Regions from separate parts of the Homo sapiens genome. Here all the other regions are linked to region 3. A link is a loop called in an ENCODE intact Hi-C map of the cell type or tissue named here. Cell type or tissue: ascending aorta. All regions are shown on one strand. Each heading gives the region's core, and the rest is flanking DNA. Links, peaks and the distances in the headings are about the cores only.

The links. A loop is a pair of places that touch in the nucleus more often than their neighbours do. Peaks named below come from ENCODE experiments on the same cell type or tissue, not always from the same donor. Only the 100,000 strongest peaks of a DNase experiment are listed, where the experiment ranks them.
Region 1: it touches region 3 in a loop (4-fold over the local background); 2 of 110 quality-filtered maps call a loop at or near these places.
Region 2: it touches region 3 in a loop (2.9-fold over the local background); 5 of 110 quality-filtered maps call a loop at or near these places.

Annotation. Positions count from the first base shown.
Region 1 is chr3:43,889,604-43,900,202 of GRCh38, reverse strand. All of the region lies in intron 1 of LOC107986081 (a long non-coding RNA gene), which reads left to right. Among named protein-coding and RNA genes, the nearest start is that of ABHD5, 200 kb to the right of the region's middle. In ascending aorta, for the core only: no CTCF peak of the experiment used is centred there; DNase peaks (open chromatin) are centred at 5,358, 5,812 and 6,267; H3K4me3 peaks cover 1,404 bases; H3K27ac peaks cover 1,305 bases.
Region 2 is chr3:43,850,529-43,861,127 of GRCh38, reverse strand. It overlaps LOC107986081 (a long non-coding RNA gene), which reads left to right. Exons shown (of 3, transcript XR_001740673.1): 2 at 6,325-6,431. Among named protein-coding and RNA genes, the nearest start is that of ABHD5, 160 kb to the right of the region's middle. RefSeq lists enhancers at 4,078-4,577, 4,578-5,079, 5,905-6,406. In ascending aorta, for the core only: a CTCF peak has its summit at 5,281 (motif pointing left); DNase peaks (open chromatin) are centred at 4,587 and 5,247; H3K27ac peaks cover 623 bases.
Region 3 is chr3:43,764,372-43,774,970 of GRCh38, reverse strand. No RefSeq gene overlaps it. Among named protein-coding and RNA genes, the nearest start is that of ABHD5, 79 kb to the right of the region's middle. RefSeq lists enhancers at 1,114-1,640, 4,007-4,506 and a silencer at 5,265-5,444. In ascending aorta, for the core only: a CTCF peak has its summit at 5,345 (motif pointing left); DNase peaks (open chromatin) are centred at 1,540, 4,080, 5,320, 6,190 and 1 weaker place; H3K4me3 peaks cover 1,083 bases; H3K27ac peaks cover 5,252 bases.

The DNA of each region.
Region 1 (10,599 bases), core at 886-8,885, 130 kb before region 3:
ATGAGTGGAAGTGTTTGTGCCACTTTCAGAGTTCAAGATGGAAGGAGCAGGAGCATGGATCCCCAGTCACCATGTGGAGGGAAGCTGCCCACCCAGTAGGAATACCTAGTCTGGACTTTACTTGGCAGAGAAATGACCTCAAAAAAAAAAAAAAAAAAAAAAGAAAGGAATTTCTGTGGTTTAAAAGCTGTCTGATCTACGGCACTTCGTTAAAGCAGTCTGAGCTGAAATAATACAGAAGGATAAGAGGTAAAATTGCTCTGAAATTTTAAAACATAATTTTTATTATGAAAAATTTTAAGCATAAAGTAGAAAAAAATAGTTTAATGTAAACATTTAATTTTAAAAGGTAAAAATCACATTTCATTATGGAAAATCATTAAAAGAAATAAAAGGAAAATATTTGTAATTCAACCACCTTATTAAAGCCAGGTATTGCTTTGGTGTATTTCCATCTAGTCCTTTTTTTTTTTTTTTTGAGGGGAGGGGCATAAGTTTTTATATAGAGTTGTAAAGAAGAGAAATGGTTATAATCAGAGACTTGGTGGTATGTCCTTATGGGAAGGGGGAGAGGAGAGGGGATGGATTCTTCTGCATGGTTTTACACAGAATCCCTTGCTCTGTGTTCCTCACTTTGGGGGCTAACACACATTTCTGATTCTGTAGCAGGTAGGGAAGCAGGAGGTGGGAGAGGAGTGTGGAGAAACATAATTTAGATCAGTTATACATTCAGTTTGTTAGCAGCTTTGGCAAAAAGGTTCCTGGGAAGAGCAAGTGGAAATGCCTTACCAAAATGAAGTTTAAAAGGTATCTCTAGGCCGGGCATGGTGGCTCAACCCTGTAATCCCAGCACTTTGGGAGGCCGAGGCAGGTGGATCACCTGAGGTCAGGAGTTCAAGACCAGCCTGGCCAACATGGTGAAACCCCGTTTCTACTAAAAACACAAAAATTAGCAGGGCGTGGTGGCGCTCGCCTGCAATCCCAGCTACTCAGGAGGCTGAGGCAGGAGAATCATTTGAACCCGGGAGACAGAGGTTGCAGTAAGCCAAGATTGTGCCACTGCACTCTAGCCTGGGCAACAAGGAGCGAAACTCTGTCTTAAATAAATAAATAAATAAATAAATAAAGGTATCTCTAACACATTCACGCTTGGTATTGAACCCCTGTGCTAATTAAGACTGTAGCGGCAATAGGGAAGGCCAACAAATCAGTGGTTTCCAGAGATTGGGAGTTTATTTCTCACCTTCTGTGCCCTTCAAGTGGGGAAGATGCTAGTCTCCTAGAGGTAACCAGGACTGCACCTCGGCTGCCCGCAGTGGTCACCTGCTCACCAGTGCACTCTGATGCCTGCTTCCCTCTCCTACCTCATTTCCTATAGTGCCCATGAGAATGTGCCTAGCAGTCCTGCCTCCAATTAGAGGGAGTATTGGTAACCAAGGGCCTGGCAATTGCTGCACTAGGAAGCCGAAGGACATGCTTCCCAAGGGCTGCTCCCTGTCAGTGACTGAGCACAGCAGGGACACTCGAATGCAGGTTGTTCTAGGAGATGTGGGGCTCCTCTAACACTGGCTTTGGCTCCAGGGTTCCATGATGGCTTCGCTGACCCTTCCATAGACAGCCTGGCAGTCTAAGACATTCTTTCCCCACCTCTTTCACTCAGGGTCAGACTTGGCTGGAGGTATGAGAGATCTCTGAGCCTCATGTGGCTCCCTCCCCATTCTCCCTCACGTTGATAGTTACCCTAATAAAATCCTTTCATGTGTAATCCCACCTTGGCAACTACTTCTCAGAAGACTCACACTAACACATTTCCCCCACTCTCCTACTAATACTTCCTGGAATCACCTCCCAGACAAACAACTTGTACTCAAGTTTTTGTGTTAGTATCTCTTTCTGGGGAAGCCAGCCTAAAATAAAGGACACTCCAGGGACACTGCACACACCCCTTGCACGAATTACCTTGCAGCAGAATAGGGTTAGGTGGCCACACTGAACAAGGGAGGCTGGGGCATGTAGTCTCCTTCTATGATGGACCATGCACGGCAGAATGGCTATCAGGAAGCCTGGTGGCAGCTGTGGCTATTCCTCCTCCCTCTAGCCTTCAAGGTCAACTTTCTGGAGCAGAATGTGTGGAGTCCTTTGTTAAATCTGTGCTGATGTAAACTGATGGAAACTAACCCAAATCTAACTTCATATTATACTGATGTGCTCCAAGGAAAAGTGAAAAGTGAGTGAAGTTATGGTCTAAACCTAGCCCATCTCTTGAGCCATGTTCCCATTTTTTCCTTTTTAGACCCTCTCCAGAACGTCAGCTGCCCAGAGCCCCAGCTTCCCAAAGCCCCTATTCCAGTGCCTCACCCAAGATATTGATTCATCAGCCTGACTTTCTTCCTCTTGCCTTAAATTGTACCTGTTCCATTACCCAAGATTCTGTACATCACTAATGTGATGAGTTAATTTAACATAAAGACAATAACGTTGGCTAAGGCTTGACTGTGGCAGCAGCCAGATGAGCACATTTGGCCTCTAACCAGAACCTGGAATGCCTTACCCAGAGGATGGAATGGTAGTTTGCCTGTTGACTGTCATTGAGTCCTGGATAATCACATGCAAATGTTATCCATCTTAGGCTTTTTTTTTTTTTTTTTTTTTTTTTTTTTTACGATGCAGATAACAGAAGTCAAGGATCAGGCATGAATAAGCTACCCCACTAGTAAGGATCTTGAAACCCAGTAGCTGAGACTCCATAAGTTCTGTGAACTCAGTTTTCCTCTGGGTCATGTTCCTTAGGATATTTTTTTTCTGTCGTATTCAGGAAAGAAGCCTAGACTCCTTTGATTCAACACTAAACTGTTCACAGTAGTTATCCCTAGAATGAAATTGTAGCCGGGGAGACTGTGAAAGGGCTATTGCTTTTAATACTGTAAAAGGGCTACTACCTTTTAATGTTTCTATAGGGCTTGAATTTTTCATATCAAGCATGTACTCTTTTGGTAACTTTTGAAAATAATGTAATTTAGCTGCTATGATAAACCATTTGCCTTGCCCTGTGGCATGGACAAGAAACCTGTCCTATGCATTCCTGAGAAGATCTCTTCATTTTTGGTAAACAATGAAAAAATCCGGTCCTTAATGTCTCTTCTTTTTTCAGAATGCATTTGGATCCTTTCTGCTATTAGCTTTCTTAAACGTGATATGAATTGTCCTGCATCCCTGGTTTCTCTCTGTCCCATGAGTCAGCTGTTCAAATGTATTTTAAAACATTAATTTTTAAGTGAAATTAGAATACAGACCACACTTATTTATCCACAGTGCCTGGGTCTAGTGCCTGGTATAAAATCAACACTTTAAAATGTTTTGAAAAATGGCTGAGAACTCATATTAGTCAAGGGACTCCTAATGACCACGGAGTTGTTTCCATATGGCAGCCACTGCAGGTCTTCGGGGGTGGGAGGTGAGCCTTGAGTTCTTTAAAAGTCTTTCCCTGGGATGTCGACCCAGATACCAAATGCAGTTGGGAAGGGAAAGTGGTAGTCTGGCCAATGGTGTAAAATTAGGTGTAATATATGAGAATACAACTGCTTGTGTCCTACTTACCTAGTCATTGGGCAAGGCAGGTTAGGTCTGAAGGGGAAATTACTGGCCAGAATCTCAGCATTTTACTGCAAGCTTGAGAAACTGAAAACAAAGCAAAACAAAACATAATCAGTTTTTCCTTGTTGTGCTTGTTTTGACAATAATTTGTTTTGACAAACTGACACTCTTAAAGATGGCTTTTCTGATATTTTGTAAGGCCACTGCACTATCTGCCATTTAACATTTTAGAGTAACTTCCAAGTTTCACACCTCTTGAGCGCCTAGCCACTTTTTGCTAGCATTGCTTCATGTTGTGAGAGAAGAGACCACCTAATGTCCTGACGTGCAGTGGTGACAGTAGACACATTTAAGTCCAACCTTAGCCCTTCCAGTTCTGGTCCTGTGACCTTAAGTCTCTGAGCCTCAGTTTTCTAATCTGTCAAATGGTATTAATGATGCTAGCTGTCTCTAGAGCTGTTTTAGGGATTACAGGAGGTAATCTTTTTTTTTAAGCACAGGGGCTGGTGCATAGTAAAGACTCAATAAATGATAACCATTGTTATCATCATCAACATTAAAAGCTTATCAAAGAGGGCCAGAAGGACTTGGGATATGGATCCAGGAAATCTACCACTTTCAGGCCAAGTAATAATCATATTAATAAAACCAGTAGAGTTCTGCTGGGTCATTCTTCTGGGACCTCATGTTCTGTTCTTTGCAGTATTGGGAAGTGGGCAAGGAAGAGGGGCGTGGAGAATGGAGGTGAGGAAGGGGGCTGGGAAGGCAGAGGGAAAATGAGGGCTGCTGATGGTTGGTGGTTCAGAGGCAGCAAAGCCAGCAGTGAGGAAATGGGAATTACCAGGCACTGAGGAGCCCTAGTGCCAGCTCTTTGCTGACATAATTAATGAGGCTGTTGTGCCAAAAACGAGGCATGTTGTTAATATACAGACCTGTTGGGAGCACAAGGGAAATGCAAATAAAAATTTTGCCAAAAGAGGAGTGGGGTCAAATCAGCTCCAGAGGGCGACCACGTTGTCTATAAAACTCTAGTATATGGGAGGCCAGGAGACAGTATGAAGAAAAAGAGAGGAATTGATTTCAAACAGGATCAGTAGCTACTAAATAGTAGACTTTTAATATTCGTGTTTGCTGATTTTTCCTTTTGTGTCTATTTCTTTCAAAGTCTGTTCAGTTGGTGAAATTCACTTGATAATGAAGACTACTTAGGTTGGTGCAGAAGTAATTTAATTTTTTAAAAAAAGGCAAAAACTGCAATTACTTTTGCACCAACCAAATAAAATTTCAATGGAGTTTTAGCATTCAGGACTTTAATATACATTCCATAAGATACACAAGAAAAAAACCTGAAAGATTATTTTTATTTTTACTTTAAAGAGCTCTGGGCTGCTGAGAGGAAGCAGTCTTGAACCTATATAAAATTGTGATTTTTGTGCCTGTTTCCATCATAAAAACCAAAAATGATTATTGGTTTCTTATGTGTGTTCTCAATGGCGAATTCAATTTTTTTTCCCAAAGAGCCTTGTTGAATCATCCGAGTGAGACGTGGACCAAGGTGAAGGCGCCTGCGGGTGGCTTTCCTGTCCAGGGGTAGGCAGGAAATAGAGTCCCGGGCTGCCACTGCTGTCCCCTATGGGTGTGGCTGGGGACTGGCTGGGAAGAAAGCCAGCATCATTTGATGCAGTTGCTCTGGAAGGTCGCTGAGCACGGGCCCTGGCACCCACCTTCCCAAACACAAGCCCGGCCCTCGGCCCAGCGGAGAGTCTCGTACAGGGGACAGGGATGGCGATGCTGGTCCCACGGGAGCCAGGCCGGTGTCCCCAGGGGATGAGGGGTGGGGGGCAATACAAGGAGGTTACTTTGGTCTGTTGCTCCCGCTTTGTTAACCCATCCCTATGTCCTATCCCCTTCTTCCCTGGCTTTGCCCAAGCCGGGTAACGAGAAAGCGCTAGGAACCAAGTGGCTGTTGGACGTGGCCGACTGCGGAAAGGCCTGCTTTATTTCGTCGCAGTTCATTTATTTTCCTTTTCGTTCTGCCGGCTGCCACGTGTTTGGTAAGTTAGAGCACGAAACACTTTAAGATGGGCCTGTGGGGCCGGAGCAGAGCCGCAGAGCTGTGCAGGCGCGCGTGTGCACGTGCGCGCCTGTATGCCGCGTGGGCGTGCGCGCGTGCACGTGGGCCGTGTGCGCGCGCACATTGTTTCTGTCTCCAGCGGTTGGGAGCGCGCTGGCGTTGCCTGTGGGCTTGGGGCCCCTGCGCCGGGGCGGAGCGGGCAGCGAGGCTGGCGGGAGATGCTGGGCTGCTCTGGAGAGCGCGCAACCGGCGTGCTCACCCTGTTAAGGCTCCGCTCTTCGCTGTGCCCAGATCCACACAGGTAGCCTTCAACCGCCGCCCAGGGAAGTCAGTGCTCTTATTAGCTTCAATTTCCGGACGAGGAAGTGAGGCACAGAGAGGTTAAGGAGCCCAGCTATTAGGAGCCTTTGAACTCAGACAGTCTGGCTCCAGAATCTGCATCTTAACTCCATTACGCGTTATTTTTTAAACGCAGGCCCGCCCCCCCCCGCCCCCCTGGACTCCGGTTTGAAACGCATTGAATAATGAATCCTTTTCGCCTCCCTCCCTCTGAAATAACAGTTCAGTTCATCGAAAACCCAGAGGTAGCCTACCGTGTGACTCAGCGGCACGGAAAACATCAGAGTCATTGACTTTGGCGTGGCAAAGTGGGATCTCACACATGGTACTTTATCAAATAAAGGGCACTGGCATGTTAAACTGATTCGTAGCATCTTTTAAATGTGACAAAACATAAGCTTTGATCACACTTCTGATTTTTTTTCCCTGACTTTAAGTGATGCATTATAGTAGGAAAATACAGGAAAGGACAAAGAAGAAACTAAAAGTTCCCCATAATCTCAGCTCTCCACCCCATAATACTATACGTTGTTGAAAATCTAGTGATTTTTTTCTAAGCATATACTATCACAAAATTGATTAAAAGAAATTTAAAACAGTATCATAATGTACATGGTGTTTTATAATTTTTATATTTAATAATGCATCACGAACATTTCCCCATATCAAATATTCTACTACAAATGTTTTTAATGACTACACCGTATTTCATTATACAAATTTGCCATGACTTAACTTGTCACTAGCCTTATTTTTTGACTTTTCAGTTGCTCCCCAACTTTTGCTATTATAAATGATGGACACCAGAATGCAGCAATTTTTTATACACACTATTTCCTTGGGACAAATGGGATTGCCAGGTCAAAGATCATCACACTTTTAAAGGGGTCAAACTATTATCTAGAAGGGTGGGCTCAGTACACTCACCTCCAAGTAGAATAAGTGTGCCCGTTTTCTTTCTCAATTCTGGGTGTTATTGCTCCAGGCAATCTTTCTTAATAAACAAAATACAGCCTTCAAAAAAAATACCTCAGTTATTTCATTAGACTGTGCCAAGTTTCAAGAGAAAGACTTTATATGATTGCAGATACTTGAAACATTTGGGAAATTCAGTTTATTCAGATGCTCCCAGGACTGCACAAGACTCAGCAAAGGACGTGGTAAAATAAGGGCACTTTGGAAAAAGGAACTAGGAAAGAATTCTCAAGCCATTTTTTTTTTTCAGGGCAGAGAGATAGATGATGTCTCTAAAATAAAAAAGGAGGTATTAATTGCCTCTTTGGCTGGGTCTTTGACTCCGTGGCAACTTTCCCATTGTCAGGTCTGAAAACGTTGATGGTGCTGCTTGCCGCAGAGCTACTGCAGAAATATTCAAGGCAGCAAACCTGGGCAATTAGGGTTTCTGTTAATTTTCTTCCCCTTTCATTCTACCAGCTTCCCCTCCCCCTATGTCAGCTAGTTGGAGTGACAAATATTTAAAGTCAGCCTGTCACGCATGAGCAGCGCAGCTGTGTGAATGACTGATTTTCTTGACGTTCTAAACAGCTTTGTGTGTGCATGTGGAGACCTGCAGACCCCAAACCTGCCACCGTCTGCCCCACAAGACAACATTGGTTTGATATTTGAGGCAACAGTGGGGGGTCTAGGCAGGTGGCATTTTATGACCAGGAAATGAACGGACATATAATCTGCAGATGTTTTAGGAATAGGCATGTTTGTCACAATGACCTCTAGGTAAATTTCTGCAGTGACAAAGAGGAGACTTTTCAGGTGTGGTTTAAATTCCTTTCCTTGCACAGCGTGCTCTAAAATCACTTTTGCCTAAGGGACTGGAGACCATGATGTCCTTAGTGAATCTGAAAGATGCACTTGGACCCGACTGGCCTTTTTTCTCCCCACTCAGCGTTGCAGCAAGAGTAACAGATGTCTATTTAGGGAAGGCATGTTCTCTTTTTCTATGCAAACCGTGTTGCTAAAAATTCTCTTTTAGATGAATTATTAAACCCAATTTATGAAATAAGGACAATACAGATTTCCTCTGGAACTATTCTTTCTCTCTGATATGTGATACCCGTGTCTGCTGGTGGAGAAAAGCAAAGAGAATTTGAGAAGCCAGGCGGGGATGGGAGAAAAGTGAGATAAATAAATACAGGTTATTTTATAGCCCTAGAAATTCCCTGAATGTTTGGACCCCTTGGGGTCCATCTAGAATTCTTTAGCCATCATATAGAAACACACAAAAACGTAATTATTTTTGTAAACCTAGATTTCTTCTCATGGTCTAATGAAGTAGGAATATTTAACTTATCACAGTTCCTTTAAGAAACAGTACTGCTTTTGTTTGAGAACAGGCATTGATCTGTGTTTGGAACATCAAGGTGGTGCTTCTAAGGGAGAGAGTAGGTTATTCTTTTTTTATTCAAGGGGAGGTATTTTGTGTTGCTCTTGAAGGGGACTCAGCAGGAAAAAGTGGCTGGAAGAGCTGAGTGGACATAAAGCCACAGAGAGGTGCAGTGGCCCCTGGATGTCCTGAGGCTGGGGATGCCTGGGGCTCTCAGCTGGTTGTTTGGGTTATAAACTTAACGTGAGGTGGAAACCAGCATCACCTCTCTTATGAAATCTTCAGTAACATCTACTTTTTAAAAGCATAAAGCCTTTGCTAATGAATATTCTCCTTACATTTTTTAGATGAACTCTGTTATAGAATTTATATCCCTTTTTGCAATACATGAATTTTTATAGTAATTATGAAAAAAAAAATTTAACCGTTAACTTGAAATTCACACCTCAATGCCAACCTTAGATGCTGCCTCCGAGGAAATAACTTCCTGCCCGTTTTATCTGCAGTGCGGTCGTGGACCTGCAGCATCACCTGGGAGCTGGATAGACCTAGTGACTTAGTCTGTTCAGGCTGTTATAACAAAATACCTTACACTAGGTAATTTATAAACAACAGAAACTTATTGCTGACGGTCCTGGAGGCCGGAAAGTCCAAGATCAAGGTGCTGGCAAATTCAGTGTCTCGTTCAGTGAGGGCCCATTCCTCATGGACGGTACCTTCTTGCTGTGTCCTCACGTGGTGGAAGAGGCAAAGGGCTCCCTCAAGCCTCTTTTATAAGGGCACTAATCCCATTCATGAGGGCCCTATCCTCTTGACCAAATCACCTCCTGAAGGCCCCACCTCTCAATACCATAACATTGGAGACTAAGTTCCAATATGTGACTTTTGGGAGGACATCAACATTCAGACCATAGTACCTAGTGAATCAGAATCTGCATTGCAACAAGATTCTCAGATAATTCAGGTGCGTATTACAGTTTGCAAACTGCTGGTCTGCAGTCCCGGTTCTAAACTTGGCTGCACATTGGAATCACTTGGGAAGCTTTACAAAATATAGATTCCAAAGTCCCATTCCTAAGGATTCTAATTTAATTGATTTGGGGAGGCAGGGCTCCCAAACATCTGGATTGTGAAAGGCTCCCCAGGTGATTCTAATATGTGGTATATTTGAAAACCCCTGATTTCAGAACGCTTTCTTCTTCAGGTCATGTCTAAGCTCAGACACCTTGTGAGGTGCCTGGCCTGGCCACAAAGTCTGTGCTGCTTGGGAATCAAAGCTCGCCTACAATAGTAGTGCTCTGCGTTCTCAAAAACTTCTGTGTAACAAATTTTCACCATGAGACTCAATAGAGGATTTAAGCCAATAGCAGACAATCAGAGGAGCTTCCAGGATCACTCTTCTCTAGCACCTTGACCCCCATCTTCTGGTTTTGCAACCCCATGAGACTGCCTAACATGGTGGTCAGGGAAAGGGTGGTCAAGCTCCCTGGGTTCAAACCACGGCAGTGTGCCCTAACATAGATTACCTACCACTTTCAAACTCCATTTCCTCCTCTCTACTTGGGGTTAATAATAGTACCTACATCCTAGGGTTGTGAGAACAGGTCCAACAGAATGCAGGGAACCTACTTACCAGGACTTGTATTCAAGTAATAAGAATATATGCACCATGAGGACTAACAGAAGGAATAAAACCTAATTAACACTCAACTTTCTCCGCTGTCGGAAGCCTGCAGATGGGAATGGCAACAAGAAACAAGTCCATTCATGCTGCAGACACTTATAAACACTCAAGAATTGAAGGACCAGGAACCTCTGAAAGTTGGGGTAATTGGAGGAGCTGAAGGAAGAAGGTTTGATACGTCTGTGTGAAGAGTCGTTAAATCCCTGCCCAACACAACCTGAGCTCAAGGCCTTCCTTGCCCCAGCAGAAGCCTGAAGTTTTACCCTCCGAAGAAACTGATCCAGGCTGGCTTCCAACCCAGAGTTGCCAGGCACAGCTGGGGTAGAGGTGAGGCCCTGGACAGAAACAAGGTTAAACGAAATTTTGCAGCTTTACCCCCACTTCAGTCCTATTTCCCCAGTAGGCTCCCAGAATGCATTAGATTCCCCAGGCCAGAAACCAGAGGAAAGAGCAGAAATACTGAATTTTGGCGGAATCTTCCAAAGGAACAGCAGCAGGTCCCCTGCCTGATCATCCTCAGCAAAGACCCTATTGGCAAGCTCATTCTACTTAATGAGCTTCCAGCCA
Region 2 (10,599 bases), core at 1,068-9,067, 86 kb before region 3:
TTGAGGTAGTTTCTAAAAGAGAGTCAGCTTGGAAACAAAGGGCATGTATCTGCCAGACAATTCTCCAGTGAACAGCAGGAAGCAAGACGGACCTACAAGTCGGGTGACTTGTTTCTTCTTACCCCCCTCCCCTTCCTCCAGGTCATTGGGAAAGGAAATGAAAGGCCACTAGCATGGTATTGAGGGGCATATGCTTTTGTCCCTCCCGATATTAATATCTGCCCTCCCCCATGATATCCTAATGAATGCCTCCACATCAGGAAGAATATTACAACCAATACACCATGACAGTTGAGAGTATCTAAAACTAGATGTGCAAATTCCATTGATTTTTATTTCCTATTTTGAAAAACTTTTGCAAAGGAAGAGAGAAAGCCCACAGTCTGCAAAGGGAGCAGAGGATGGTGGACACATAAGGATGGGGGACTTCTCAGGTCTCCAGCATTGCCGCAAGGAAACTGCACAGCCTCAGAGGGGAAGGACTGTGGGGTGCCATTATAGCCCCCAAGGTCCAGTCTATAAGGTCCTGAGGCCCCACCACCAGGTCAGTTTCCAGTGGCCTCAGCAGGCTTGTTTGCTAGGCATCACAGAGTGAGCTGATGATAGAAGGCTCCTCAAAGAATGCTGTGTTCTCACCAGACACCAGGACCATGGCATGCCTTCGGGGAGAAGGGAATAGAATTCTCCTTCAACTCCGTAAGAGCTCAGAGTCCAGTTTCATTTATTTCTTATAGAATAAATAATATGTTTCTTCCATATCTGTGGTGGCTAATTTAAAACCACCGTACACTGACTGTACCCTACATGCCCTAGGCCTTGTGCTCATGCAGGAAGACAGCAGCGAGTGATGGGTTCAGAACCCTGGCTATGGAATCTGACTGCCCGGGCTCCATTTCCCGAGATTCCACTTAGTAGCTGGGTGCCCTTGGTTCACTCATGCTAGGTAACCCAGCAGTTTTGAAACTGGAGAGCAGAAAACTCTTCCAAGGGGTACACTGGCATGGATAGTGTGGCAGACTATAAAAATGGCCCTAAGTTGGCACCACTCCCTGGAGTCTATGTTCCTACCCATTGAATCTGGACAGGCCTGTGACTTTCTTGGGCCAGTAGAATGTGGCAGAAGTGAACTAATGCCAGTTCTGAGCTGAGGGCCCAGCGAACCAGTGCACAGAAGAGTGGTTGGAGTACTTCCTCCCTTCTCCCTCCCTGCCCTGGGCTGCCGCCTGGACAGTGACTTCCTCTCCACCAAGCTGCAGCTCCCACTGGACCCTGATGATGCTGTTTCTTCTCTGGCCCATTAGCCCTGAGTGTGGTGTCTTATGCAGGGTTCTCCAGGAGAGACCGAGAGATGAGGATTTGTGTGAATATGCCTTATTAGCAAGTGTTCCCTGGAAAATCCAGGAGGCGCGTGGAAAAGCAGGTCAGGTGAGGGTGTGAGGGCATGGAGGGCTGGTGTGGAGGCCACACATTAGCATGTCCCCATCAGAGACAAGGGACTCTTTCATCAGTCCTCAATCAAATGTTGCTCAGGGGACACTTCTAGCTATTGGTATGCACTGGCAACACGGGGCTCCAAGGGCAGCCCCCTGGTAAAGAGACCAAGTGCTGGCTGCAGGGCAGAACTCACTGCAATCTCCACACTTAAGGACACCCCCACCTCCAGCTTTTGTTTCTGAGTTTTAGCATTCGCCAAGGTAGGCAGTAAGGAAGCATGGGTTTCATATCTCCAGAATAGTGCAGCCTTGCACAAAAAGCAGAAGAAATGGTTATCTTGGAGCAGTTACTCCTTTCTGCCCTGGAAATCTCTCAGGAAAGGAAATATAAAGTACTCTGTTACCTTCTTTAAGGGAGGAGGGAGGAAAAAATTAATACCTCTGAGTTATTCTGCCACAAATGTGTGTTGAATGGAACTGACCTATTCGAGCATGGGCCCTGGGTTCAAATTCTGACTCTTCCATGTTCTAGCTGTGTGATCTTGAGCTGGTTGTTTAACCTCTCTGGGGTCTCTAAAACAGAGAACAAAATGTCATTTGTAAAATGGGGATAACAGTAATAATAATAACCACTTCAGAGTGGTTGTATTAAGTGAGTTAATCTATGCAGAGAGCTTAAAATGATGTTCTGCATGGAATAAGCAATAAGCACTGTGCAGGTTTTAGCTGTGGCTATTATTAATCATTAAAACAGCTTTTACGATTTGAATTTGCATGTTGTAAAGTTTTCTTCTTCTTTAAAATTGCTTTGGATGAGCAGACAATACTTCCTACCTTAAGCAAATCAGAGTTTATACCCTTTGCCCCGACTTGGTGAGGGCAAGATGTTACACGGATGGAATCTGGGGTGGGTCTTTTAAGGTGACGTCTGCATAGGGCTGAGGGTTAGAAGGTGAGTCCAAGTACACAGCAAGACCCGTGCTTTCTTGCTGCTTACCTCTGTGAGACTGAAACTTAAAGACAGAGGTGGAGGAGGGGTGCTTTCTAATCGTGGGCGCCTAGGCGCGTGTGGCTGCCCCTCCCTTCTCAGCCTGTGGGTTGTGCCCACTAAGCACATTCGCTTTCCTCCTATTAAAGCGAAATGCTGCAGGGCTGAGGGGTTCTCTGCAGAGAAGCAGTGAATCAAGAGGTTAGCAGTGTTTATTGATTTAGTAATTCGCACGCACTTTTCCGGATAGATTATCTTCCCGGAGACTCTGACAGCAGCAGCCAGCCGATAATGCAATGCGGGGCTATAGGGCTTGGGGCTGCGGAGGCAGCAGGGGGGCGAGTGGGGGAGGAGAGGAGCAGAGAGGCCAGAGGAGGATGACTGAGCCTGGATAAGAAGAGGAAGGAGTATGGTCTGCATCCTCCAGGATACAACAATGAACATTTCTTCAAGGTGCCCCCAGAATCCCTGTAGAGATGAAGGCTTAGTCCCCAAGCTGTCCTGCTGGGAGTGCTGCCTGGAGCTGCCCTGAGACACTAGCCCTCCTGGAGACACCAAGGCCACACCGCTCCTCAGGAACAGTGGCATCCAATGACTAATCAACACCGGGACACACAAGTCCTGCAGACCCCCCAAGTTAGAACATTATGCAAGCCCACCCAGCTTCAGAAACCCCCCAGCCCCGGAAACCTCCTCCCTCTACCTAGCCCTGCTTCCTTCTCCTCCTCTCCACAGGTATGGATCACAAGAGCATGCCTGCCCTAGTAAAAGTTCTGTAGGCTCTGTCTGCTCCTCCTCTGTCTGCTCCTCCTGACTCATGGCCCCTGTCTGAGTGGAGCTTCAAAGCAAAGCCACCAGTACTGTACAGCTTTTTTTACTTTTGTTGCTACAGAGTGGTTTTTATACAAAGTGGTATTGTGAGATTAGGGAGATCTGTCCCAGTGGACTCTCTTCCTCTTCCACCTTATTTCTTCCTCTGGGCCTGCCTCACAGCCCCAGGACTTCTGTGGTTCAAGCTTCCTCCCATTAGGAAAGAAAGCTCTGGACCAGCTGCTTGGTCCAGGACCCGCTTGGATGTTACAGCTCCTGGTGAAGCTGGGCCAGAAGAGGACTGGCCAAGTGTGCAGTGTTGAACCAAAGGAAATATCTGCAGGGTGAGTTTCAGATACCAGGAGCAGGCAGCAGGAGGTGGGAGAGTTCATTGGCCCCAGATCATTTATATGTTCTAGCTTTTCCTTCCTCTACACCTTTGCTCATTATCCTACTCCAGTCACGAACTCATCCAAGGATAGACATGTCAGACAGTATGCTGGTATCAAGAACTCGAGGAAGACTCAGTGACAGATGGCCCTGCCCCAGACTACCTGCCTCTCCATCTTAGGGGAGATGCGTGTCTGTCTATCCATCCATCCATCCATCCATCCATTCATCCATCCATTCATCTATTCATCCATCCATTCATTACTATCCATCTATTCATTCATCCATTATTTACTTAATAATTACCTATCAAACACCTACTAGGTGCCATTAGTTTAGATAGATAAATGATAGATAGATAGATAGTCACTGCTGAGTTTTTTATCTTTCTTTCCCACTGACACCCCACTGAGGGTAGGAAAAGTGTCTATCCCTCTGGGAACTGTTCCTCTGGCCCAGTGAGTGGTACTGGCAGTCACTACTATCAATGTGGTGCGAGGAGAGATGGTTGTGGGGAGAGGGTTATCCTAGAAGTCCCATGGACGCAGCAGCATCTAAACTTGACCTTGAAGGAAGCATGGGCTTGGGGTTGGTCACAGGGGATCGCCTGGACTATCTGTCCTGCCAAACCCTAGGATAGGAGGCAGGCAGGAGAGTGTCTGTGTTGAGGGTTGTGGGGGAGACGAGTCCAGCCAGGACGCCCTTAGAGAAAGCATCCCTTCCTCTCTCCATTTACCATCTGGAGTGATGGGCACACTCATTCAGTTGCCCCCTCACTTGCTCAGACACAGGCTGCAGTGTGAAGGGCTTCCTGGCTACTAAGCCTCTTTAGCCAAGTATCCCCTGCCCTCTGAGCTCAGAGCTCCCAAATTCGTGCTGTGCTTTCAAGAGCCTGATTCACCATCCCTGCAGGTGCTTCTGGCAGTCCCTGGAAGGCGTCTCAGTTGTGGCTCACACACAGCCCAGCTGGCCATCGAAACCCGTAGGTCTACAGTACGGTCCTCTTCTCGCACTCAGTCCTGCATCCTCTGTGCCCCCAGGTTCTGCCAGCCGCCATCACTTCCTGCTGTCTTCCATCCCTGCCTCTGCTCCAAGCTCTTATTTCTCAATCAGTTAGGAACCTGGCAGGAGTCAGAAACTTCTAGTTATTTGAGGAGAGACAATTTAATGCAAAGAATTGTTAGCTGTGGAATTGAAAAGATTTAAAAGAGTACTTGAAGTTAGAACAAAGGCAGCAGCTGTAGGCAGCAGCCACCATCTCTGGGGCTGGAGACAACAAAGGAAGAGGTTAGGATTGTTAAAAGATTTGGAAGTTTTGAGGAGGGACCTGGAAGATAACTGGGGGTGAGGCTGGAGAGGCAGTCAGCTGGTGTTCACATTTCCCAGCTCATGAGACCCAGAGCTCTGAGGAGGGGATGCTGGGCAGCTTGTACGATGTCTCTGGCCAGGGAGTGGTTGATACATCTCATTCTGCAAAATGGAAAGTGGAAAAACTGCAATGTGGATTCACCAGCTGCTTTTGGAAGGAGCTGCTGCTGCCAGGGAGAAGAAGCCTTGCTGGGTGCTGCTCACAGAAGCAAAAAGCAGGCAGGGTGGAGCCGGTCCCTGCTTCCTCCTCCAGCTTCCATTTTCTCTAGCACCCCCTAATGGCAGAGCCTGTCAGGGAGCCACTGGCAAAGGAGAGCCCTGGTTTGCAGAGTCCTGCCCAGCATGGCAGAACCCAGAGAAGAAGGGCTGAGTTACAGCCCAGAGATATAGCTTAATACCAGCACTCCAGATGCTGAGGTGGCACCCCAGAGCCCCAGGGCGACAAAGCCAGAGAGACCTATGATAGTAGGGAGGATGATCTCTCTTATTTTACCCAAAGAGCTGCTGTGGAGCTCTTTCATCTTTCAGTGCTACAAGTAGGACACAGAAATGGGTCCTTGAGGGTGGGTTTGAGGACAGATGCAGATGAGTGACACCAGGAGGAATGCAGAAATCTGTCCTCCCTTCTAGGGATGGAAGTTGTGTAACAGGGACAAGCTTGTAACAAAACTGAAACACCCTCTAGAGAGAAATCATCCTTAGAGGTAAATCGACTTCTAGAGGCACATTTGACCAATTTGCCTAGCTTTTTGGAACCCCAGCAGTGGACAGAGCTGAGAGTCAAGGTGGGCCCATACAGCCACAATGGTGCTGTGAGGCAGGCAGTCAAGGGCTGTCCTTCCATTTCTAGAGCTAAGGAAACTGAGGTCCAATGGAATCAGCTTGTCAGATAAGAGGGTGGTGTTAGCTAAAGTCCTGAGCTGTTAGCGTGTTGGTTACTTGATTAGCTGATCCTGGCAAAGGAAGATGAAGATCCTGCTGGGCTCCCCATCAATTAATGGGGCTAGGAGCTCAGGCCAGCCTACACGCATCAGACTCCATGGTAGTGCTGGCTCTCCATCAGCACAGCCCCAGGTCGGGAACCTGAGGGCATGGACAGGCGCATCCCGTAATGGGCTGCTAATTGCTCTGATTGCAACTCCAGGGCAGTGTTTCTGGAACGGCAGAACTCTGACAGAGGAGGAAATACCAGCAGAACATTTTTGATGAATAATTCAGTGAGCTGAAATGGGAAATGAGAAAGTTTTCTTTCCACTAAAGTTGAATTTGAAAAAAAGAAAAAGAAAAGAGAAAATAATAATAGCAGCAAAGCTGAGCATTCTGGTCTCCTCACAGGAAAACTTCTTTGCATAACCATGAAGGACTGCTCTCTATGATCCACTCACCCCATCCACAGGACAGAAGCAGCGGGAGGAGCATACTCAGGTCACCTGGAACCGATGGTAAATTTGATTTCATCCCTTCCACCTTCCCTTTCAAGCATTTATTCTATAAATATTAATTGGGCAACAACCCAAAGCCAAGCACTGTGCTGGGTGTTAGAGATTCTGTAGTGAAGAAAATAGATATTGTTCTTGTTCTCATGGAATGTGTGTGTGGGCAGGGGCGGGTATTCAGACATTAGATTGAAAGTAACACTAGCCAATGATCTACAATTTGATACTGTATCAGTCAGGATTCAACCAGAAAGGGAGAAACTGAATATGTAGAGCAGAGGGAATTGAATGCAGGGAATGTGTTACTTATCTGGGTAATGAAAGTGCCAAGAAAGTCTGGGATAGTGGAGGAACCCAGAGGTTCACGGCAGGAAGTCCTTCAACAAAGGGACAAAGAGAAGAGGTGATGTTATCAGAGTGCAGGTCCCGGTACCATCTGAGGAGAACCGGAACCAAGACAGGAGCTGCCCAAGGGAGACTGAGACCATAGAAAAGGGGGTGCCTGGTGTGAGTGGAAGACACAAGGGGATCTTCAGCCTTTGGGCAGGTAAAATCAAAACTACAAGAGAAGGAAGAAAAACTTCACCTTCTCTCTTCCTCCTGCCTTTTTTATGTCCATCAGTACTTCCCAAAGGTTTAGCCACTGCAGAAGTCAGAAAGCAAGGTAGTCTGGGAAAGCAAGTCTGATCACAGGGGTCACTCCCCAGAGATATAGAGCTGGCCAGGGAAAGGGTGAGGCCATAGATCTGAGGGCAAACAGGCCAGGAAGAACCAGCATTCATTATCTGAAGGAAAAGAATAGTCCTTGGGGGGAGAATGAAAGGAACAGTATTATTAAATTGGGTGATCCTGGGAGGCCTCTTTGAGGCAGTTAAGCTGAAACATAAAAAATTACAAAGAGCTATCCAAGTAAGAAAGGGAGGGGAAGATGGGAGAGGAAGAGCTTCCCAAACATGTGCAAAAGCCCTGAGGCAAGTGAGGGGTGAAAGGGAGAGTGAGGAGAATTGAGGGTGGAGATATGGTTAGGCCCAGGTGACATTAAGGAGTTGTTTAGAGTTTCAGAGAAAGAAAAATTTACACCTGATTGCCTTCAATAGAAAAGAGTTTTTGAAAAGGTTTTCTTTTGTCTTTTAGAGACAGGGTCTCACTCTGTCCCCCAGACTGGGGTGCAGTGGCACGATCATAGCTCACTGCATCCTCAAACTCCTGGACTCAAGCAGTTCTCCACCTCACCCTCCTGAGTATCTGGGACCGCAGGCATGTACCGCCACACCCAGCTAGGTTTTGAAAAGTTTTTTTAAAAATTCACATAGTGTCTGTTTACTCTTACAAAGCAAAAAGGAAAAACCTTCCAAATGTTCCAAGAATATGTAAGCAAATTTCCTTTTGAATGGTGTGATGCTGTATTTACAGTAGTTCCCTCAGAACAGACAAAGATATTCCCTCACAGAATCTGTGAAGAAATACTTAATACAGTAGATTGATTCTTCTGGAGCAGTTTTTGTTTTTGTTTTCCAGATCCGCTAAGTGACCATCTATGGAAATGAGTAACAATTCTTGACTCCATTTCGCGTCTGCCAGTGACATGGCTGGCTTCTATTCCCTACCCTCACCTCCTATGAGACCCCATCAGGCTGATTTAAATGGCTGTGAAAGTGTGACTTGTTTTAAGTGCATCTAAAACCACACTTGTATGCACAGTTAATCTTATTTTATGCTACTTGTGAATACATTTTAATCTCTCTTACATTTTAATCAGATGAAATTTTTAGGAAGAGATTGTTCCATAAAATGCAAACTTCCATGGTGCTTAGTACAATGTCGTGAAAACACAAATGCATGAATATTTTATGAGTAATAATTCAGCAAAGAAATGTTTAATATTTTATTCAAAAATATTTGAACTGTATAAGTAGAATTATGCTAAGTGATATGGATATTAAAAGATTATTAGGTGATTTTATTTCTAGCCATGATGGAGTAACTGGGACTAGACTTATCTTCTCACTGTTAACTAAAAAAACAAACCAAATATATAAGGCAAGAGTTTTCAGACACTGGGCAACACCGAAAAAGATAGAACAAAATGAGCTTGTTACCACCCTGACTTTCTGTCTGGAGGCACTTTCTGCGGGAAAGGTGATCTCAAGTAGAGCATAGCTCTTTCGGAGTTGAAGAAATGAAATTGCAGTTCAGAAATGCTGAAGGGGCTAGAATTTGCAAGGCAGAGTACTGGAGAGGAAGAAGCTGCTTAAAGAAATAGCTCCAGAAAATTGCACAAGATCCCCTGAATCTGTTACTGAACACTAAATCATATAAGCATAGAGTGAAGATCCACAGAGCTGAGAAAAGAGCAACCAGGGAGCTGTAAGCTGAACAGTTTGCAGAGCTCACATGTGGCTGACAGACGACCAAATTCTGACTAGCTAGAGTAAAAGAGCTCTCAGACTCTCAGGCCTTCAGTGGAGACCTCAGGTGAATCACATCTTAGCAATGGGCTAAACAAACTTAGAATTCAAGCTATTCATGACCCACCCTAAGAAAGTTTAAAAGATTAAAAACAAACCTCAGAAGGATCAAGCTGATCTGCCAATAACTGCATGCCATAAAAAGTTCAACACCCCTTAAAGGTACACAAGAAAATCCAGCGCTCAATGAAAAATTCACAATATACATCATCCAGTCAAAACTTATTAGATATATGAAGAAACATAGCAATGTAGCCCAAAACCAGGAGAAAATTCAGACAGTGGAAACAGGCATGAGGAGATAGAGATTGCGGGATTAGCAGACAAGATCTTTAATAGGATTTTCAAGGATTCAAAAGAAGGCAGAAACACAATAAGGATTGAAATGAAAGATACAAAAAAACAAATAAAACTTCTAGAGATAAACAATAAAATATCTGAAATAAAAAATTCACTGGAAGAGATTAGTGGCAGATTAGACTGAAGAAAAAATGTTTACTGACCTTGAAGACGCAGTGATATAAAATATTCAAAATGAAGCACAGGAGGAGAAAGAGCCAAAATAAACAAATAAAGAATAAAATTGCAACTTATGGGACAATATCAAGCAATCTGACATATGTATACAGTAATCCCAGAAGGAGATTGCATAGACAGAAGAAAATTGAAGATACAGCCAAAATTTTCCATATTTAATGAAAATTGTAAACCCATAGGTCCAAGAAATTGAATGAATGCCAAGCAGGATAAACACAAATAAAACCACACCAAGACACATTACAATCAAGTTTTTAAAAACCCATGATTGAAAGAAAATCTTAAAACAACCAGAGTAGAAAAATACATTATGTCAAGAGGAACAAAGCTATGAACTTCACAGACTTCTATTTCGAAGCTATGCAAACCAAAAGAAAACAGAGTAATATGGTTAAAATACTGAAAAGGAAAAAAACTCCATCAACCTTGACTTCTATACCCCATGCCCCAATCTTTCAAAAATGAAAGCAAAATTAAGCATTTTTCCTTAGAGAACAAAGAAGTTAATTTGTCACCAGCAAACTTGCATTACAAAAGTATGTTGGGGTAGCTCTTAAGGCAGAAATAAATGATATGAGAAGGAAACTCATATCATCCCTCTACCCAAAGGAATAAAGAATGTTAGAAATAGTAAATACATGGATAAATATGAGTAGTTTTTTTTCTCATTTTTGTTGACTGTATAGAGTAAAACACTAATAATATATTGTGTGGTTTATAGCAAAGGTGTAAACAAGATGTGTGACAATAATATCACAAAAGATATATGGGGAAAATGGAGGTATGCTGTGGTAAGGTTCTTCCATACTATGCACAGAGTGATTTAATAGGATTTCAATATACACTGGAATAAGTTAAAAGTATATTTTGTGAACTCAAAGTTTTTAAAAACACAAAAACCAATAGGTATAACTAATAAGCCAATAGTGACAGTATAATAGAACATTAAAAAAATACTCAGTCCATAAGAAGTCAGAAAAAGAGAAAAAAATAGAAGGAAGAACAGATGGGACAAATAGAAAACCAACAGCAGGATGGTAGCTTAAATCTAACTATATGGATAATTACATTGAATGTAAATTGGCTAAGCGCTCCAGTTAAAAGGTAGAAATTGTTAGACCAGAATTTAAAAAGCAAAGCTTATCTATGTGCTATCTATAAGAATTTAA
Region 3 (10,599 bases), core at 872-8,871:
ACCTGGCTCTTCCACAGAGCCCCCTTTCAGGGGAGAGCATGGATGGCAGAGCAGGGCATGGGCTCACCTGCTGGATTGTTGCCCTCAGGCTGCCAGGCAGCATCCTCCACGTGGGCCCTCTGAGAAGAACACTCTAGGGGTGATGTGCCTTTCTCTTTTTTTACTTTTTTTTTTTTTTTTTTTTGAGATGGAGTCTCGCTGTCTCCCAGGCTGGAGTTCAGCGGCTCGATCTCGGCTCACTGCAGGCTCCGCCCCCGGCGTTCACGCCATTCTCCTGCCTCAGCCTCCCGAGTAGCTGGGACTAGAGGTGCCCGCCACCTCGCCCGGCTAATTTTTTGTATTTTTAGTAGAGACGGGGTTTCACCGTGTTAGCCAGAATTGTCTCGATCTCCTGACTTCGTGATCCGCCCTCCTCGGCCTCCCAAAGTGCTGGGATTACAGGCGTGAGCCACCGCGCCCGGCCGGTGATGTGCCTTTCTATAGGAACTGGCAACCCAGGGACTCTCCCACTATGGCTCCCCCACCAGAGCCCCTGCCTGAAGGATGCCGTTGCCCACCCTGGGGTAGACAGTGACCTAGAGGGAGGCCACACACTGGAGGATCTTCCTTAGCAGAGGTCAGCTATGCCACACACCACTCTGAGACTCAGTTTCTTCATCTTCAAAATGAAATAAAATCATTGGATCCACTTAGCCTTCCTTGGGTCTTGGAGGTGGAGAATCACTTCCCCAAATTCATCTCCAAAAGTGATTAGATGAACTGACCCCAGGCGAGAGGAAGGAGATTTAAACCAATGCCCATAAATGGCCATAATCCTCATGGAAAAAGTGGATCATTTCAATACAAATGGGAAGGGCCATGATGGTGATCAGGCTCAGATGCTATGGAGGCAGACGAAGTCCCACAGTCCCCTGGGGAGGTGGTCCAGGGGCAGAACACCACCCACTCTGCTCTCCACCTCTGTAGGTGCCAGGATGAGCTTGCACTAACTCTGTGGCCAAGAGGGCGAGGCATATAAATGGGGCACAAGAAATGGAAGAGGTGAGAACTGTTGCCACTAGAGATGGCACACCCCCTCCATGACGACATGGGGACTCAGGCCCGGTGTCACCAGAGTGGCTTTCAAGAGAAGCAGGAAGTCTGGGCTTATATGTGAAAGTTCCCAGTTTTTAAAGGTGGGCAACTAGTTCCAGTAAAATAACAAAATCACCCAGCCAACTTTACATGAACCAAACGAAATTCATTCTCTCCATGTGCCTGTGATTGAGGGAAAGTGGGCTTCCTGGGTTCTCAGGGATCCAGGGAGGGAGGGACAATTCCACAGCCTCAATGTCACGAGGAGAGAATGCCTGGGCTGGGGAAGCCAGCGTGTGACGGATGTGGCCTTTGGGGAGTGGAATGCAGGGGAGAATAAGTCAGCAGGTGGGTCAGACAGCTCTGAAGCCTTGCTAGAAAGTTCTAGCCTGAAACAAAAAGCTGCCAGAGGCTCCCTCCTCCTCACACCTCCTCCTTGCCACCAGGGCTGGTCTCTGCAGGCCGGCAGCTACAGCAGGATGACTTGCAGGTTTTGCTGGCAGAGCAAGCTCCCGCCTGGCTGGGGCAGAGAGCAATTCCTCTGGCCACTGCCTGTCATGCCATAGCTGCTGGACCTCTCAAGTGACTGCCTGGGGTCTGGAGTCTGGAGTCTGGAGTCTAACTATGAGTGGGACTGGGGGGTCAGGCCCAATTCAGCTTGACTGGTCCAGCTCTCCCAGTCCTTAGCGTTCATCTTCCCTCCCCTGCCAGATGAATCTCCTTTCCAGGCTCTGCTTCCCCAGCGATTCCCAGACAGAGACAGTCCATCTCAGTCACTGGATATTGGCTAATTGATTGGGTTTTTCTGCTCCTGTTCCAGAGTCAATTGAGAAAGTCCTCAGACACCACTTTGAAGGGGAAAGATGACTCAGGTGGGATAATTTCTAATTGCCCTAAATTCTGCTCTCATGGAATTGGAAGGGACTTTGTAACACACCCCCAGCCCCTGCTTTCACACAGGGACCCCATTAAAGCATCCAGAGAGGCAGGAATCTACCAGGTTTCCCAAACCTTGGAAGAAAGGTCCCCTCCCAGTCACCTCCCCCTAGGGAGAAAAGTAGAGCATCCTAAGGGGAGAGGTCTCCGCCCCTGACCACGACCACAATTGTGAGACCTTCCTCTCTCCCTTCGCTTAACTGACAGAAATGTTTTCCTCTTTTTGAAATGTGGGAACAAGAAAGCCATTTCACTGCTAAAAAACAGACTTGGAAGCCGAGGATCAGGCCACCCTTAAGAAGGCTTTGTTGAGTCTCCAAAATATTCCACAAAGTGTTGATGTAAACAATGCACTACTAATTAAATGTTACAAAAAAAAATTCAAGTACACTGTTCCTTCCTCAAGTCTTTCTGAATCTGCAAACTTTAGACTTTAACCATGAAGTTCATCTTGCAAGTTTTAAACAAATTTTACTTAAGTTTAATCAAATTTTACTTAAGACACTTCAGTAGAACTCTCATTCCCCAAATAAAGAGTTTTAATACAGAAGAGCGGATGGCTTAAAGCACCTGATTTCCCTCTCATATAACCACTTGTGGTAATGAACTTAATAAGATAAAGGCATTGCCATTTTCCATTAAATTATATTGCTCTCAAAAGAAATCAAAATCAAAACTTTAAATATTTTAAAAATCCATTTCAAATCATGGACATTAAGAGATGTAATCTGGAATACTGCCTCCATTGCTTGACACATAAACAGACTTCAGAATATCACATCATTAAACCTAAGTTTTCTTTTAGTAAAATGAAGTTAAATAATAGTCTTTATGAATATCCAGAGACCTGTGCACTTATAATATGCACACCTGTTTGTATATTATACTTTAATATTAATCTATCTCTCTGTCTCTGTCTCTTTCTCTCTCTGTCACTCTCACTCTTTCATAATCCTTGTTCATACTCATCTCCCGGGAATACTGTGAGAATCAGAGGGGCTGATGTACTTGGCAACGATCTGTAGACCACCAAGCACTAGAAGAGGAAGAGGACACCCATCATCACAGAGCAGGTGGCCTCACACACCCACACCTATCAGAACTGGGACTGGCAAGAGGCAGTGGGACGGCATTTAGAGAAGAGGCTGGAAGAAGGCAGATTCCACCCCGCACCAGCTGTGCTGCTTAGGCAATTCTTTGACTCCTCTGTCCCAAGTGTATCTGCCTGTAAAGTGGGCACAATAACCATTGCTTCACAGGATAAACGCCAACAGGGTGGGCTAACTATGCAAATACATGACAGATGCCTCCTACAGCTGCCCACACTTCTTCTCCCCACCTACCTGCTGGCTTTAGTCCTTCCTTGTGCTCTCAGTGGCTGCTGCTGTCTGACCAGCCCCCTGCTGCCCCCCTGCCTGCTCCTGTGTGAGGGCACTTTGGGGCCAGATGCCATGCAAGATGACACGGAGGAGGCAAGGCAAAGCTGGCCCTCAAGGGTCCACCCTGGGGTCCTGATTCCAGGCCTTCTCAGGTTCCACTCTCCCCTCCTCTGTACACAGACCACTCTCCTGCTCTCTTCGTTAAGGTGTTTAACCTTCCAAAGCCTCAATATACTTGTGTGTAATAAAAAGAAAAGAAATAACAGGTTCAAGAAACCAGACAGCAGCGTGAGGATAGAGGTGACAGCCTTCACTGTTGGAAGCATCTTTTCTTGGCTCTGAGCGGTAAAGCAATGCACCCAGGGTCACAAAGACAGAGGTGGCAGCCAGGATTTTAGCCCAAGTGGCCTGACGCCAAAGTCTTGTCTCCCTCTCAATGCAGCTGTGTAGTGGGGCTAGACCCCAGTCTTCTCCATCTTCTCCCCTGATGTCCAATCTAAGCACAAGCAAGGGGCTTGCTGTGGAACCACAGCTTCAGACAAGCCCCAGCCACACCCACCTCCACTGAACGGCCACCTCTTCCTGCCACTTTGATGCAGAGATAGGAGCTGTGCCAACGCAGAGCTGCCCACAGTGGAGAGGGAGTGGAGGGTGGAGCTGATGCTCGTCTCTCAGGACTGCTTTCCCAGTGCCAATATCTAGGTCACCCTCCTGATCCCCAGTGTGATGACTCACCACTCGCCTCTGTCACAGCCTGATAAAGAACTCGAGCCATTAAGAAATGGAACAAATTACTAAATGGGAGGCACAAGAGAAACCCAGGATTAAATTAGTTCATTATTCATAAATCATAAATGACTCTTCCTCTCACTGATGCTTGTCTCTGTCTACCTACTGGCCTTGCAAGAGCAACAGACTTCTATAGGCAGGAGGTCAGAGACACAGGAGGCCCAGGCTGAGGGCCCCAGGGTTGGCAGCCACCTTTAGGCAAAACGGCTGGGCTGGCCTCGGCCCGTTGCCTCTGAGCTGCTCTCTGGACTGCAGGGTCTTGGAACTGAGTCGCCGGGTTTGTAGGGCGAACACTGCAGTGCCTGCTCCATGGCCTGCTGTGCCATGGAAAGGTTCTGATACCTGAGGTGTCTAGTATGGTTGAGACACAGTTGTTGTGTGGGCCGGGTTGCCTCTGTGAAGTATGTCACCTCTGTGCACCGGATCATCTCTGTGGAGTGTGTCCCTGAGGGCCATATCACCTTTGTGAAGCATACCACCTCTGTGGAGCATGTCACCTCTGTGGGCCAGGTCACCTCTGTGGAGTGTGTCACCTCTGTGGCCTGTGTCACCTCTGTGGAGTGTGTCACCTCTGTGGTCTGTGTCACCTCTGTGGCTTGTGTCACCTCTGTGGGCCATGTCACCTTTGTGGGCCAGGTCACCTCTGTGGAGTATGTCACCTCTGTGGAGCATGTGACCCCTGTGGGTCATGTCACCTCTTTGTGGGCCATGTCCCCTTTGTGGGCTGTGTCACCCATTGGGGAGTGTCACCTCCTCAGAGCATATGACATTTCAGGGCATATGTCATTCCTGGAATGTGCCTCCTCTCTGACGGGCGTGTCTCATGACCGAGAGTTCCTTGATGCTTTTCTGTCCTGGCTGGAAAAAGGAGCAGCCTGGGCCCCTCCCGGGGCCTGCCGTGCTTGGAATGGAGCCAGGACGGAGAGGGACCAGCCAACCCAGTGCCAAGGACGCCAGGGCATCTGTTCCCCAGCCCGGAAGGAGATCCCGCCCCGCTCTCAGTCAGGCCCCGCCCTGCAGGTCTGCAAGCCTCCTCCAAGGAAGGCGGAAGGAGCCGGGGCCGTGTCTCAGGGAGCCCGAGAGGCGGAGCCCGGGAGGAGGCCTGAGTGGGCTGGGGAGGGAACGAACCCTACCAGGATACTGGAAAGGGACACGAGAGAGAGGAGCCGCCCCCTGCTGGTCACAGCTGGGAAAGGCGCTGCAATCAAACTCAGTCCCAGGGCACGGTGCCAAGGGAGGCGGAGGAACTGCAGTGGTTCCCGATGGACATCTTGTTGCTCTTAGTGTCACCCCAGCGCATGCATGATTCCTAAGCTATGGGTCAGGGAGTCCCAAACAAACAGCAGTGTTATTCTGGAACTACTTGGATGAGGGTATTTTCCTAACTAGAGCTTACTGGGATTGTGCAAGTGGCAGGGACTACTCTCTAGGTCACCCGACGTAAGGGGCCAGTTGTATTTGAAGGGTGAGCCAAGACTAGAACAGAGGTGAAGGGAGGTGAAAAGGTGACCAAACAGCTGGGTGCTGCAAAGTGCCTGACAGCAGGAGGTGGACACAGGTTCTTATGTAACAGCAGTAAGTGCCATATGCTAACAGCCTGCCATGTGCCAGCTGTACCCAGGGTCTCTGAACCTAGCAGTGTCCCTATGCACATCTCACAGGTGAGGAAAATGAGATCTAGTAAGTGACAAGTGTCTAAGCCAGGATTTTAATCCAGGTCTGAAGAACTTCAGAATCCATGTTTTATTCATGTCACTTCTGAATTTGGGCCCATTAGCAGGGCCAATGTGCTGGCATCTTAGCAGCAGCTAAAGCAGGCATCTGCAGCCCCCTCTTGGTCTTGCCACACAGTCCTGGCTACACTGACATTCTAATTGGGAGGAAGGTCAGATTTCTCCATTCTCCATATCCAAATTCATCTTGTCCACTTTGATTCTTGGATTTGATCACTTCCCACCCCACCTCTTACTTAACTGTTCCCTGGGCAAAATTCCAGCCTTAGCCAGAAGGGCACTGTTCCTACTAAAGTCAGAAGTCAGAACTTCCTCCCTTCAGCCTCTCCAAGCTCCTTCACAGCCGGCTCCTAGACTCAGCCTGCTGCTGACATGCACAGACAGTGCCCTGGCCCGTCACTGAAGCTCCCTGGGATCCCACAACCCATCTGACTCGACACTGATTTTTACAGCTTTGCAAATAGTTGCCTTAGTTCCCTTCCCCTGAATGCATTATAAAGTTAAAGGGAGAAAAAGAAGTCTTTAAAAAATCCCCCAGCTATCTTAATTAACATGCAGAATGCTTTTCTGGCAGTGCACAGGCTGTGATAAAACGGGAAGCTTCTTAACACAACATATATTTAATCTGTGGCATTCGCTTCCACATGAAATTCAATCAGATATTTTAAGGGAGTTAACAAGGGCTCTCAGATCGAACTGTGAATAAATGCAGGTGTGATAAATACACTCAAGCTACTGAGATGTTTTATCAAATGATAAAGGTGTTGAGTGGGGTGGGGTTGAAGGACAAACCTTAATTCTAATTCTGTACGTTGTCAAAGAGGGTAGGAGAATTTATTAGACAATGCCAGGGCGATCTAATGACCCATTGCCTCTGAAAAATCAATTAAACTTGCTCATTTGTTCTGTTTTTCCAGGAATCTTTAATTCAAGTCTGCCGTATGCCAGGCACGAGGGAGGCAGTGACCAACCAATAACGCAGTTCCAGTCTCTGCCCTCAGCCCCAGCTCTGCCTGATGAAACTCACAATCTAATAGGGAAAGGTGGATAATAAACAAGTAAACAAATGCAAATGATAATTTCCAATTGGGTTAAGTAACAGAGTAAATGAGAGGGTGTTCAGGTAAGACATCTGCAAGGAGTTGATACTTGGAGTGAGACCTGAAGGATGAGGAAGGGCCCGCCATGCACCAGGGAAGAGCCTGTTGATGTTTCTGAGACCACAAAGCCCTGGGCATGTTGGGGGACCAGAAAAGAGCTGGGACTTGGTGAGCAGGCAAGCACTATAGAACAGCATTTGGTCGCATAGGTAAGCCTAACCACATATCCTTTCTTTTTTCAAATTAAAGGTTTCATCTGCTACAAATCTGTGGAGAAAGGATGGTTTGGCTGCTGGTGTGAGGAGAATAGTTCACTACAGGGAGAAGAATAAAGCCACATCTTCCATCACATACAAATGCAAACACCTAACAGATCCAAGACCTCGCTATGTGAAAGCCAACAGAAATAAAGAGTTAATAGGAAGGAAGGAGGGGAATATCTTTGTGTTGTTGGGATGAGAAGGGTGTCTTAACATAATTCAAAAACATAACCCTCGGATGAAAACTGGGCAAATCTGACTATATCAAAATTAAGAATTTTTTTAAAAGAATGCTTTAGACAAAGAAAACAGATAGGTGAAGACTTGGAGCAGATTTTGCGTTGTCTAAAGCCAAAAGATAATATCTATAATAAGAGCTGGCAAACTACAGCCCACAGGGCCAAATCCAATTGGTCACCTGTGTTTGTAACTAAAAATAAATAAATAAAGTTTTATTGGAATACATCCATGCCCATTCATTTATACATTTATGTCTATAGCTGCTTTTGTGCTACATCAGCAGAGACAATATGACCTTCATAGCTTAGAATATTTAATATCTAGCCCTTTACAAAAAACAAAACCAACCAAAAAAAAAAAAAAAAAAAAAAAAAACCTGTGTCAACTCCTGATCTAGACTACAAGGGAAATGGGTAGGAAACTCACTAGAAAAATTGGCAAAGGCTATGAATAGCCAATTTGCTGGACAGGAAATGAGCTGGCTAACTAATACCTGATGAAATGACTAATCTTGCCAGAATTTAGAAGAGTGCAAATTGAAGCAATATTGAGATTCTTTTAATGCCTATCAGGTCTTTAAACATTGGAAAAGTAAGTGTGAGGAATACTTAGAGAACTAGTAAAGCATTACTTGTAAAGATGACTTCTGGTTGTGTATGGGAGGGTGCCTATGGAGGAGACTGGTGTGTGAGTCAATGGACTGAGTGAGGAAGATCTGCCCTCATGTGGTCAGCACCATCCAATCTGCTGGGGGCTGGAATAGAACAAAAAAAGAGGGTATAGGATTTCTCCTTTCTCTCCTAGAGCTGGGGATTCTCTGCTCCTTCTGCCCTTAGATATCATAATTCCAGACTCTATGGCCTTGGGACTCCAGGACTTACACTGGTGGTCCCTCAGGTTCTCGGGCCTTTAGCCTTGGGACTCCAGGATTTATACCAGCGGCCCCTCACGTTCTTGGGCCTTTGGCTTTGGACTGAGAATCACACCTTGGTTTTGAGGCCTTTAGACTTGGACTGAGCAACACTACTGGCTTCCCTGGTTCTCCAGCTTACAGATGGTCCAACATGGGACTTCTCAGCCTCCGTGATCACATGAGCCAGTTCTCCTAATAAATCCTCTTTCCTATATCTGTATGTATATCCTATTAGCTCTGTCTCTCTGGAGACCCTAAAACAATAAGTAATACCAAGTGCTGGTGAATATGAGAAAAAATAGGGATCCTGAAGCTATCAGTTAGAGTGGAAATGTGTCTAGCCATTCTGAAGAGCATCTTGGCAGCATTTGGTTGAGCAGCATGAAATTGCCAATATTGACCCTGAGAAGGATTCCCTGGGAAGGCCTCCTGTGCCCTGCTCCCCACCCTAGTCCACTGGACAACAAAGTCAGGCATGGGCATTGTTGACTGTGCACCCTGCATGGTGCTCACCTCCTCCTTCATTTCCAGGAGGATGCTATTGTTCCCTTTCCCTTTCACAAAGATCCCATGTATTGGGAAGGGAAGCAGATCCCACACCAGCTCCAGGGCTGGGCCAGATTGGGTCAGAAATGGGCACGTGGCCAAATTTAGGCCCCAGAGATTGAAGGCAAAATTTGTCAGCAGCTTTTTGGGAAGTTTTCTTTACTCTGCCAGAAGAGCTTCCAGAATCAGTTCTGTCTGTCTTCTCTTGAACATGAGCTGTAAGATGCAATGACTTTGGCACTCTGGGCCGCACATCTGCTTGGACAGAAGACGATGCCAATACCTGGAAGAGAGTAAAGCAAAAAGAACTGTCGAGGGGGGAGGCAGAGCTCAGATACAGACTAGGTTAGCCCTGACTCTTACTCAATCCCTGGGTTACAGCTGAGTGGTTCAGAAATGATTTAAGCTGGCTCATGTTACATTTTCTCACTTGCAGGGAAGGCACTCTGCCTGATAGAAACCCTTTGAGAGCTGTGGGGATTCAAGTGTTGAAGGAATCTGTGCCTCACCTCCAAGAGAAGGTTGGAAGGCAGCAAACTTCTCAGAGAACAACCTCCCTCCCACCCCTGTACCCCTTCCCCCACACACATACATGCTGGCCTGGCTCAGGGTGCATCTATGCAGTGAGGACTCACAGCCTAGAGTTCCCTGCATCCCCTGCCCCATGGGGTGGGACAGTGCCTAAGCTCCCTAAAGTGAAGATTAAGATGGAGATGCTTGTGGAAGTCATTTATCCAGGAGGTGCTTTAGGAGAACTACCCCAAAAGTGAGGGAAGCAAGGAAGGTCAGCACAAGGAGCCAGGCCAGGATGCGGTCCCAGCTGGAATCTGGCTGCAGCCTGATCCCACGTGGAGGTCAGGAGCACGAATTGCACCATTGAATGGCTCCCACCTGAAGGCAAGGGGTCTGGCCTTTTGTAGGTTCTCATCAGTCCATCATTAGCTTTATGCTGCCCTAAGGGAAAGACCTAAATGCCCCCTTCCAGATGCAGCACCACCCATTGGCCAAGGACAATTCTTGAGGCAAGCAGGTGTGACCGCTTAGCTTTCAATATTCAAGCTGCTGGGGCAAAAGTGCACAGGCCAGAAGAAGGGGTTTGGGCCACCAACTGTATCCAGTACAGTCAGTATGGCCAAGTAGCCCTCATTCCCCCTGAGAAGGCACTGAAAGAAGCGACAAGGGGAACTGGTGGCCAAGACAAGAGGAATGCAGCAGTGGATGCAAGGAAGACCAGAGGCTATGGAGGGACAGGATGTCACAGCAGATGTTAGTGTGGCAAAAAGCCAGCATGCATTGTCACACTAAGAGGATGTCATCCCAGTTGATACCAGGGTGGACAGATGACAATCAGGAACCAGATGCCCCCTAACCACCATGCTACATACCCTCTCCCCTGGCATTTTAGCCTAGGGACAGGGGGGAAGAGAAAAAGCCTTGAATTGACTAAAATTCAGTTTTTCACCACCAGGCAGAATGGGACTCCAGGACAGAAACCAAACTCAGCTAAGGGAAAAGTTACATTGGTTTGCGTACTCACTGATTTGCAATCACCACATGTGCTCCTACTAAAACATAAAAGAATGTCATTAACAGGAAAAGACTATTAGCAAGTTCATTAATCATGGTTCT